Regions from separate parts of the Homo sapiens genome. Here region 2 is linked to region 1. A link is an interaction called in ENCODE POLR2A ChIA-PET data of the cell type or tissue named here. Cell type or tissue: OCI-LY7. All regions are shown on one strand. Region 1 has its middle 15 kb from the start of C1QL1. Region 2 overlaps DCAKD (dephospho-CoA kinase domain containing).

The links. Peaks named below come from ENCODE experiments on the same cell type or tissue, not always from the same donor. Only the 100,000 strongest peaks of a DNase experiment are listed, where the experiment ranks them.
Region 2: POLR2A ChIA-PET joins it to region 1 with 6 read pairs; 9 of 35 experiments call an interaction of 5 or more read pairs at or near these places.

What each region holds. Positions count from the first base shown.
Region 1 is chr17:44,981,603-44,984,102 of GRCh38, reverse strand. It overlaps the pseudogene LOC112268183. Among named protein-coding and RNA genes, the nearest start is that of C1QL1, 15 kb to the right of the region's middle. In OCI-LY7, no CTCF peak of the experiment used is centred here; no DNase peak of the experiment used is centred here.
Region 2 is chr17:45,038,750-45,041,249 of GRCh38, reverse strand. The region is part of intron 1 of DCAKD (dephospho-CoA kinase domain containing); the gene reads left to right. Among named protein-coding and RNA genes, the nearest start is that of DCAKD, 12 kb to the left of the region's middle. RefSeq lists enhancers at 1-560, 561-1,195. In OCI-LY7, no CTCF peak of the experiment used is centred here; a DNase peak (open chromatin) is centred at 1,539.

The DNA of each region.
Region 1 (2,500 bases):
GGAACGGGGTGGGATGAGTCCCAGAAGGTTTCTTGGGGGAGGGGGCCTGTGGACGATACAGAGCCTGGGCACAATTCTTACTCTCTCTTCCCTTTTTCACTAACTGCTAGTGGGTTAAGGTAGAGCTACTCTTTTTTTTTTTTTTTTTTTTTTTTTTGGCAGGAAACTAAGGTCTGAGACTGGTAAAGGAAAAGGAGAGCAAGATGACTGGATCCCCAAGCTCACCACCTCAGAGCTCAGATGGGGAGGAGATAGTAGAGGAATGCCAGCCCCGCCACCCCACCTCAGTGCCAGTCAGAGCTGCCGCAGCATGGTGCTCAGGCTAAGGGAGGCCCACAGCCAAATCTGGGAGAGGAGGTGTCAGGTTTAATGGGCTGGCCAGGGCTGGCCTGTCTGTCACTCTCACTCTGAGGCTGGAGGGGAGATTGGAGTTGACAGTGTGCAGGGGCAGAAGGACAGCAGATCGAGAGCCTGCCCCAGGAACCTGAGGAGGTCTGGCTCTGGGCCTCTGTCATGGCTGTGAGCCTCTGCAATGCGCTGGTCGTCCTTCTAACCTTCTCAGTGAGACCCCCAGCCATTGGTGATGAGAAGGCTGCTGAGACCTAGGAGTGCAGATGAAATGGCCAGGCTCTGCTTCTAACTGCTGCATGACCTTAGGCAAATTACCTGACCTCTCTGGATCTCCATTTCCCCTACCGTGAAATGTGGGTGGCATCATGATGGCATAGAGAAGAAAAATGGACTAGAAGTTAAAGGACCCAGGTTTTAAATACATCTCCATAGGCCAGGCGAGGTGGCTCACGTCTGTAATCCCAGCACTTTGGGAGGCCGAGGCGGGTGGATCACTTGAAGTCAGGAGTTCGGGACCACCCTGGCCAACATGGTGAAACCTCGTCTCTACTAAAAATACAAAAATTAGCCAGGCATGGTGGCAGGCACCTGTAATCCAAGCTACTCTGGAGACTGAGGCAGGAGAATCACTTGAACCCAGAAGGTGGAGGTTGCAGTGAGCTGAGCTGAGATCGTTCCATTGCATTCCAGCCTGGGTGACAGAGTAAGACTCTCTCTCTCAAAACAAAAACAAAAACAGAAACAAAACAAAAAACAAACAAACAAACAAACAAAAAAACAGAAAAAAACTTCTCCATGCCTCTGACCAGGTCATTTGATATTTGGTCTCAGTGTCCTTATCTGCAAAAGGAGATAGTAAACTCAGGGCATTGCTGTGAAAAGGAGGTGAGCACCATGGGCCTGGCATATAGCTGGCCCTCAGAGATTCACTGAAATGGAGCCCTCTTCTAGCTCTTAAAATCTGAGCATGGGATTTTGAGATAAACTCCCAACACCATCACCACCTCCACCATCTCTACCACCACCATCACCTCCATGGCTACCATCATTATCATCACCACCACTACCACCTCCATCGCCACCACCATCACAATTACCACCTCCATTATCTACCTCCACCATCACCTCCATCATCACCACCAATACCATCATTACCAACATCACCTCCATCACTATCACCACCACCACCACAGCCACCTCCATCACCTCCATCACTACCACCAGCTCTACTACCTCCATCACCTCCATCGCTACCACCATCTCTACCACCACCACCACAATTACCACCTCTATTATCTACCTCCACCGTCACCTGCATCATCACCACCAATACCATCATTACCAATAGCACCTCCATCACTACCACCACCACCACCTTCTCCATCACCACCACCAATATCATTACCACCACCACCTCCTCCATCACCACCACCAATATCATTACCACCACCACCACTTCCATCACACCACTGTTACCACCACCATTCCATAACCACCAGACCCACAATATGCTTTTATAAACTTGAAAGCCAGAGAAAGAAGAAACAGTGAAGAAAGGGGCTGTTTCTCTGGAGTATTCAGGTGGTTCAGGTGGCAAAGCCAGGCCTCTTCACCCTCTTCCCCTTAAATAAGAGGCTTCCCATAGAGCAGAACAGAATCAGATGCCTGGGAAGACAGCATAAAACATAGATTAATGGCACATGGAATGCTGGGTCCTCCTGCACTCCCCATACCCCCTAAGCTTCCTTTCCTTGCCTGTGAGGAGAGATGCAGCATATATCACTGGCAAAGGGGCAGGGAAAGGTACTAGCACTGGTCGAGGCCCTACTGTGTACCAGGCACCTTCTTTGGTGACGTATATACTTAAAAAGTCAATGGTACCCTGGTGATGGGTATTACTTACTGCGTTTCACAGAAAAGTAAATAAACTGTGACTCAGAGATGAAGCAATTTGCCTAAGGTCACCTGGCCAGCGAGTGTCCAAGCTGAGATTCAGTTTCACATTCGTACATCCCCCCATTACCAGATGGCCTGATTGTTAGGAAAAGCGAAACTGCCAAGGCAGGAGAGGGATGGGAAGATGTTGATCCTGGGACGAGAGAAGAATTCTGGGTGATTTCCAAGTGTTCCACTGGAAGAGCCCAATGTC
Region 2 (2,500 bases), 57 kb before region 1:
GACTGAGGGAGTCACACAGGGCCTGGAGACCTCTGTGAAGGGCCAGGAGGAGGCGGGAGAAGGCAGTGAAGGTTTTAGATGGGAGTGACATGATCAGATGACTCCTTTAAGCCATGACCCTGGCTACCTTGGGGAGAAGCCAGGCCGGGACGAGGGGGTCAGGTCATGAGGCTACTGGAGTGGTCAGGGCACAGGTGCTGGTGGCTTAGGCTAACAGAGTGGGCCTAGTGGGATTAGAACTTGGCCAGACCTCCCAGAGCAGTAGGGCTTTATTTAGCCCATTAATTTTTCCCTAAGAGAAACACTGCCAGAGGAGATTCTAAGACAGACCATTCTCTGAATGTATTTATTCTTCTTGGGGCTACTGGGCCCAAGAAGTAAAAACTGAGAGGCAATTTGGAGACACCCGATGCAAAAGAGCCCACCACTTGTGGAGCACAATAGAATCTGATCGTCATTTCACAGGCCTTAGAGCTTCACTGCAGAGTTGGAGCGCAGGCACCAGCTCTAACCCAAACTCCTTGCCCTTTTCTTTGCACCCTGCTGCCTTTCACTGACATGGAGAATGAGGGAAAGAAAGGATGGGGTGTGGCTTCCCTGGGATCAGAGGCTTGCTTTTCTTTCTGGCTCCTCCTTGGCTGATGAATCCCATACCTGGGATTGGTCCCAGAATCCAGCTTCCATTTCTCCTGCACAGTGCATTGGCTCCTTCTCTGTTACTGTGGACTTGGTGTTGTCCTTCCGCCTCCAGCCAAGCCAGTTCTGTGAACAGCTTTTGGTGTTGAGGAGGAAGATTCCCAGGCCACCAACAGTAATGTCATCCCTTGGTTTGCCAGGGGAGCTTTTTTTTTTTTTTTTTTTTGAGATGGAGTCTTGCTCTTGTTGCCCAGGCTGGAGTGCAATGGCACAATCTAGGCTCACCGCAACCTCCGCCTCCCGGGTTCAAGCAATTCTCCTGCCTCAGTCTCCCGAGTAGCTGGGATTACAGGCATGCGCCACCATGCCTGGCTAATTTTGTATTTTTAGTAGAAATGGCGTTTCTCCATGTTGGTCAGGCTGGTCTCGAACTCCTGACCTCAGGTGATCCTCCCGCCTTGGCCTCCCAAAGTGCTGGGATTACAGGCATGAGCCACCACACCCGGCCTTTTTTTTTTTGAGATGGAGTCTCACTTTGTTGCCCAAGCTGGAGTCCAGAGTGGCATGATCTCTGCTCACTGCAACCTCCGCTTCCCAGATTCAAGCAATTCTCCTGCCTCAGCCTTCCGAATAGGTGGGATTACAGGCATGCACCACCACGCCCAGCTAATTTTTGTATTTTTAGTAGAGATGGGGTTTCGCCATGTTGGCCAGGCTGGTCTCGAACTCCTGGCCTCAAGTGATCCGCCCACCTTGGCCTTACAGCCACTGCGCCTGGCCCCAGGGGAGCATTTATTCACCACTCCCAGGAGAGCTCTGAACCACTGAAGGGGAGGAAGAAATCACCAGTGTGACTCTCAGCCTCCCTGGGGAGCTGCACCGTTCTTGGCACTGAAACTCCAGCCCCTCTCACTCACAAGTGTGGGGACTGAGGCTCAGAGGAGGGAAGGCACCCGGGGCTCAGCTGTTTCTTGTATGGAGTCCTTACCACCCTGGGCCAGGCTGGAGAGAAGACTTCCTGCAGTCACATGGGTAGTTTTATCACAGAATTCAGAGACCAGGACCCAGGACTTTCCACTTCCAGTCCACAGCCTTTCATTTTAGCCATGGTTCTGGGCCTAGCTGATTCAGATTCAGTGGGCTGGGGTAGATGGAGCCTGGGTGTCTGTACCTTTTGTAAGTTTCGCAGTAAATTCAGATTATAGCCAGGTTTAGCACTTGCTGTGAGGAATGTACTGCCTCTGTGTAAGCGGCAGTGGAATGTGGGAAGCCAGATCGGATTCTGGAGAATGATGACTTGACCAGAGCAGAAAGAGGGTCATGAACACAGGTGATCAAAGGTGGTCGTTTGTTCATGTGGGCCTGACAGGGAGCTGCTGGCAGGTCTAGGTGTGACTTGGAGGCCGCTGGGTACCTAAGCCTCTATTTCCTCCTTGCTGAGCTTTGGGAGCACCGTGGGCTGCAACTTCCTCCCTGGCAGATCCCAGTAGATCTGTGCGCAGCCAAGTGAGTGGGAAGGCACTCATACAGCAGGCCCAGGGCCAGCACCACCTGACCATTCCTGCTTACCTGTCAGCGCTCTGTTCTCAGATGTTTTCATCTGGTACTATCTAGCTCTCCAGTTTTCCCAAGGGGCAAGACTTGTGTTTTCCTCTGGTTACCCAAGAGGTCCCTGGCACCGTTCCTGCAGAGCACAGAGATGCTCAGTGGATGGTCAGTGAAGGAATGAGCTACAGAGGGGCTTGTTGGACAGGAACAGCTGTTATTTGTCAAGGCCCTTTTAAGTTGGGGACCCGGAGCCTCCCTGGGCGTGTGCTCCTTTGTCCGCTTGGCCTTCCTGATGGAGGCCAAGCAGCTGTTGGTC